Linked DNA regions of Homo sapiens: region 1 is linked to region 2. The links are chromatin loops, found by intact Hi-C in ENCODE. Cell type or tissue: thyroid gland. All regions are shown on one strand. Links, peaks and the distances in the headings refer to the core of each region. The heading gives the core; the rest is flanking DNA. Region 1 overlaps FRMD8 (FERM domain containing 8). Region 2 overlaps MAP3K11 (mitogen-activated protein kinase kinase kinase 11).

The links. A loop is a pair of places that touch in the nucleus more often than their neighbours do. Peaks named below come from ENCODE experiments on the same cell type or tissue, not always from the same donor. Only the 100,000 strongest peaks of a DNase experiment are listed, where the experiment ranks them.
Region 1: a loop joins it to region 2, with 3 times the contacts of the local background. A loop is called at or near these places in 2 of 110 quality-filtered maps.

What each region holds. Positions count from the first base shown.
Region 1 is chr11:65,403,922-65,406,820 of GRCh38, reverse strand. It overlaps FRMD8 (FERM domain containing 8), which reads right to left. Exons shown (of 11, transcript NM_031904.5): 10 at 1,753-1,957. Among named protein-coding and RNA genes, the nearest start is that of NEAT1, 17 kb to the left of the region's middle. RefSeq lists an enhancer at 2,074-2,573. In thyroid gland, for the core only: no CTCF peak of the experiment used is centred there; a DNase peak (open chromatin) is centred at 1,617; H3K27ac peaks cover 1,792 bases.
Region 2 is chr11:65,596,288-65,599,186 of GRCh38, reverse strand. MAP3K11 (mitogen-activated protein kinase kinase kinase 11) reads left to right here. Exons shown (of 10, transcript NM_002419.4): 10 at 559-1,430. The coding sequence ends at 896. Among named protein-coding and RNA genes, the nearest start is that of KCNK7, 1.9 kb to the right of the region's middle. In thyroid gland, for the core only: no CTCF peak of the experiment used is centred there; no DNase peak of the experiment used is centred there.

The sequences.
Region 1 (2,899 bases), core at 114-2,613, 190 kb after region 2:
ACTACAGGCGACCACCACCACATCCAGCTAATTTTGTATTTTTAGTAGAGAAGAGTTTTCTCCATGTTGGTCAGACTGGTCTCGAACTCCCGACCTCAGGTGATCCACCCGCCTTGGTCTCCCAATGTGCTAGGATTACAGGCGTGAGCCACTGCGCCCGGCCAGGGTATTCCTTTTTAAAAACAGGGTCTCGGGCTTGGTGTGATGTTTCACGCCTGTAATCCCAGCACTTTGGGAGGCCAAGGCAGGTGGATCACGAGGACAGGAAATTGAGACCATCCTGGCTAACACGGTGAAACCCCATCTCTACTAAAAACAAAAAATTAGGGCCGGGTGCAGTGGCTCACACCTGTAATCCCAGCACTTTGGGAGGCCAAGGCGGATGGACCACAAGGTCAGGAGATCGAGACCATCCTGGCTAACACGGTGAAACCCCGTCTCTACTACAAATACAAAAAAGTAGCCGGGCGTGGTGGTGGGCGCCTGTAGTTCCAGCTACTTAGGAGGCTGAGGCAGGAGAATGGCGTGAACCCAGGAGGTGGAGCTTGCAGTGAGCCAAGATCGCGCCCACTGCACTCCAGCCTGGGCGACAGAGTGAGACTCTGTCTCAAAAAAAAAAAAAAAAATTAGCCGGGTGTGGTGGCACACACCTGTAGTCCCAGCTACTCGGGAGGTTGAGGCAGGAGAATCACTAGAACTGGGGAGGCGGAGGTTGCAGTGAGCCGAGATCATGCCACTGTACTCCAGCCTGGGCGACAGAGTGAGACTCCGTCTCAAAAATAGTTAACTAATTAATTAATTAAAAAAAATATATATATATAGGGTCTCATCGTTGTCACCCAGGCTGGAGTGCAGTGGTACAATCGTAGCTCACTGCAAACCTCCAACTCCTGGGCTCAGAGATACTCCTGCCTCATCAGCCTCCCAAGAAGGTGAGACTACAGGCATATACCACCGTGCTCAGCTAAGTTTAAGTATATTTTGTAGAGACAGGGTCTCACTCTGTTGTCCAGGCTGGTCTTGAGCTCCTGGGCTCAAGTGATCCTCTTTGTCTTGGTCTCCCAAAGTACTGGGATTACAGGTGTGAGACACTGCACCCGGCCTGGGTACTGTATTTTTACCAGCTGCACTCAACACCCCAAGATGTGGTCACAGCAGTGATTTACCCAACGCTTTATTTATTTATTTATTTATTTTTGAGACGGAGTCTTGCTCTGTCTCCCAGGCTGGAATGCAATGATGCAATCTCGGCTCACTGCAACCTCTGCCTGCTGGGTTCAAGCGTTTTTCCTGCCTCAGCCTCCCGAGTAGCTGGGATTACAGGCGCCTGCCATACACCTCGCTACTTTTTTTGTATTTTTAGTAGAGACAGGGTTTCACCATGTTGGCCAGCCTGTTCTTGAACTCCTGACCTCAGGTGATCCTCCTGCCTTGGCCTCCCAAAGTGCTGGGATTACAGGCGTGAGCCACCGCGCCCCACCTACCCAACACTTCAGTAACAGATGTTGAGTCGTTTCCCGGATCACATCCTGGACAATGCTGCAGAACGTCTGTGACGCAGCAGTGAGAAGGGACAGGAAAGGCACTATGGCCAAGGCCCGGGCTCGGCCTGCTCACAGCTGTGTCCTGAGATGGAGGCCAGCTCACACTGGGTCTGGAGCTGCTCTGCAATGCCCTGTCCTCAGGAACTCCCCCCGGTGTGTGCACGCGCATGCGTGTTTGTGTGTGCACATGCACAGAAGGGCTGCTCACCGTCCTCCACGTAGTCGATGGTGGAGAGATGCTGGATCCGGCTGGACACCACACTGCCCTGCCTCCGCAGCTTGGGGCGCTGAACAGGAGCCAGTGAGGAGCTGGGGTCCGAGGGCGAGCCAGTCGCACTGTCCTGGGGGCCTGCGGGCTCCGCCGCCTGGCTCAGTTCGATGCAGTACTCAATGAGACTGCTCATCAGTTCGGCCTGGGGAGGAGGGGGCAGTGTGAGGCCTGGCCAGGGCCCCCTTCCATGCCTGTTGCTGAGCCTGAAATGAGCTCTGCTCTCTGGTTGGGGAAGCAGGGGAGGGGACACACATCACTCAGGAGGGAGGGAGCAGGGAGGCAGGGGAGGTGTCCCACTTGGGTGACTGTGAAGGTGAGTCCTGGTGGATGAGGAGGGGTCTCCAGATCTGGGAGTTCAGGTGGGAAAGAAAGAACATTCTGGTCAGAAGGCACAGCCCAGGAAGGCTGACTCCATGGGCAGAAGCAGGTGGGGAGGGAGGGGGTAGGGAGCCAGCTGCTGCAGAGAGGACGAAGAGTGGGGAAGCGGGGCGGGGAGGCGGGTGGTGCTGGCTGGGAGGAAAACCTGCAGCCAGGAGGAAGGGGCGCGATGTCACCAGGGCAGGGGCGGGCGGCTCCCTGCCAGCACGTTCTTCAAAAGTGACTCCTACTCAACAGGTGTGAAGCATGAGGCACACTGACAGAAAAGATGCAGCAGCCGGGTGCCAGCGGGCACAGCTGGGCACCAAGGACAGGGCCTTCAGGGGTTTGAGGGAGTCGCAGAGGGTGTTAAAAGGGTGGCACCCCTTAGGACACAGGTATTTCCTGAGTGCCTCCCACGTGCCAAGCACTGCTGCAGGCCTGGGATAAGATGAGGCCAAGTAGACAGGAATGGCCACCTGTGCTCCTGACTGGTGGGGCTGGGTCAGATGCTGGAGTGGCCCTGCGGAGACTGGCCTGGCTCCTGCCTCTCCACAGGGCAGCTACAATCCCTCTGGGCTGGGCAGGTGGGCACCGCTGCTCGGCCCAGAAGGAAGAGCAGAGGCCTGGTGGGCTCTCCACGCTCCCTGCCCTCAGCTCAGTCCACCCACACTCCTCTCCTCACCAAGTGGACTCCACCAGCCAAAGGGCAGTGGGCTGGCGAGGG
Region 2 (2,899 bases), core at 200-2,699:
TGCCTGCTGTGAAATAAAAGAAGTAATCGGGCCAGGCAGTGGTGCACGCCTGTGATCCCAGCACTCTGGGAGGATCACGTGAGCCTTGAAAGGTTGAGGCTGCAGTGAGCGGTGATCATGACACTGGACTCCAGCCTGGGCGACACAGCATACATGTAATCATAATCGTAGCAAACTCCTGGCTCCTTACTTGTGCCAAGTACTGTTTGCAAGGCTTTCCCGAGATGGTCTCATTTAGTCATAACAACCAGAGAACTAAGCGCTCCTGGATGCCCATTTTTAGATGAGGAAATTTAAGGCACAGAGATTAAGGGACCCACAGCTCCCACAGCTAGTAAGTGGCAGGGCCGGGATCCACATCCAGGCCAGCCTGCTGCAGAGGCCTCACTCCTAACTATTACAAAAAACAGAGGCACCACGGAGCAGGAAGGGCGGTGGAAGTTGAGTCAAGTAGGTCACTGTGCACATGGGGAAACTGAGGCCCAGAGCAGGACAGTGTCTTGGGGACCTCAGCAGTTGGGGGTTGCTTGACCCTGTGCCCCTCCTATATCCTCACAGGAGGCACTGTCTCACCCCCACCGGGGACATCACGCTCTGCTCCTGGCACCCCAGGCACCCCACGTTCACCACCCCTGGGCCTCATCAGCCGACCTCGGCCCTCGCCCCTTCGCAGCCGCATTGATCCCTGGAGCTTTGTGTCAGCTGGGCCACGGCCTTCTCCCCTGCCATCACCACAGCCTGCACCCCGCCGAGCACCCTGGACCTTGTTCCCGGACTCAGACCCCTTCTGGGACTCCCCACCTGCCAACCCCTTCCAGGGGGGCCCCCAGGACTGCAGGGCACAGACCAAAGACATGGGTGCCCAGGCCCCGTGGGTGCCGGAAGCGGGGCCTTGAGTGGGCCAGGCCACTCCCCCGAGCTCCAGCTGCCTTAGGAGGAGTCACAGCATACACTGGAACAGGAGCTGGGTCAGCCTCTGCAGCTGCCTCAGTTTCCCCAGGGACCCCACCCCCCTTTGGGGGTCAGGAACACTACACTGCACAGGAAGCCTTCACACTGGAAGGGGGACCTGCGCCCCCACATCTGAAACCTGTAGGTCCCCCCAGCTCACCTGCCCTACTGGGGCCCAACACTGTACCCAGCTGGTTGGGAGGACCAGAGCCTGTCTCAGGGAATTGCCTGCTGGGGTGATGCAGGGAGGAGGGGAGGTGCAGGGAAGAGGGGCCGGCCTCAGCTGTCACCAGCACTTTTGACCAAGTCCTGCTACTGCGGCCCCTGCCCTAGGGCTTAGAGCATGGACCTCCTGCCCTGGGGGTCATCTGGGGCCAGGGCTCTCTGGATGCCTTCCTGCTGCCCCAGCCAGGGTTGGAGTCTTAGCCTCGGGATCCAGTGAAGCCAGAAGCCAAATAAACTCAAAAGCTGTCTCCCCACATGTAGCCTGTCACCTTTCTTGGAGGTAACCAGGTGACCCAACCTATCATACAACCCTGGTGTCCTGATGCCCCAACAATAGGCAGTTGGATGCCTTGTACTGCATGCCTCTCCTGGGACCAAATCCACCAGCCTTGGTCAGTCATTCAAGGCTCTTCTCGGCCAGGTGCAGTGGCTCACTCCTGTCATCACAGCAGTTTGGGAGGCCGAGGCCGGCGGATCACATGAGGTCAGGAGTTCAACCTGGCCACATGGTGAAACCCCATCTCTACTAAAAATACAAAAATTAGCCAGGTGTGGTGGTGCATGCCTGTAGTCCCAGCTACTCTGGAGGCTGAGGCAGGAGAATTGCTTGAACCTGGAAGGTGGAGGTTGCAGTGAGCCAAAATCACGCCACTGCACTCCAGCCTGGGCAACAGAGCAAGACTCCGTCTCAAAAAAAAAAAAAACAAAAAACCATAGGCCGGGCATGGTGGCTCACGCCTGTAATCCCAGCACTTTGGGAGGCCGAGACGGACAGATCACAAGGTCAGGATTTTGAGACCAGCCTGGCCAATATGGTGAAACCCCGTCTCTACTGAAAAAAATATATATATATACAAAAATTAACCAGGCGTGGTGGCAGGTGCCTGTAGCCCCAGCTACTTGGGAGGCTGAGGCAGGAGAATAGCTTGAACCCGGGCGGCGAAGGTTGAGTGAGCCGAGATTGCACCACTGCACTCCAGCCTGGGCGACAGAGCGAGACTCCATCTCAAAAAAAAGAGTAGTAAGTTCCACCCACCTCCCAGTATGGTGACTTGCCATGGCATCTGGCACCCCTGACAGTTCTCTTCACACTGCCATGGGGGCTCTGGCACTCCCACACCATACCCTAGGGCAGGGTCCCTCCCTCGGCCTCTGTCCATTCTCTTCACACTGCCATGGGGGCTCTGGCACTCCCACACCATACCCTAGGGCTGGGTCCCTTCCTTGGCCTCTGTCCTCAGCCCCTCTGACGTTAGAGGAGTTGGAACCCAGGCTCCCCCTTCCCCTCTCCCAGGTGCCCCATGGCAGCCCAGACTCTGTGTCTGCAGTTCAGGGGCAGGGAGTCAGGAGGGCAGGCACAAAGCGTTCTCAGGAAGAACTGGCAATCGGGCGCAAGGGTATCATCTGCCCGGGTGCTCTGGGCACCCTGGAGTCCTCTCCCCACCTCCCACCCCCACCTGATCCTTCCCAGCTGCCACCATTCCTCTCCCACCACACCACCCAGGCCAAAATCACTCCATCCATGACGCCTACAGTAGCCCAGCGTAGGTCTCCCTGGACCACATTTATCCTCAAGGGCCTGTGTCCTTATCCCCCCTTCACCCCCAACTCTCCCCTGCCACAGCCAGCCCTCTGTTCCTCTCACACCCCAAGCTCATTCCTACCTTCACTGGCCTCTTACTCCCCAGCTGAAATATCACCTCCTTAGCAGAGCTTTCCCAGT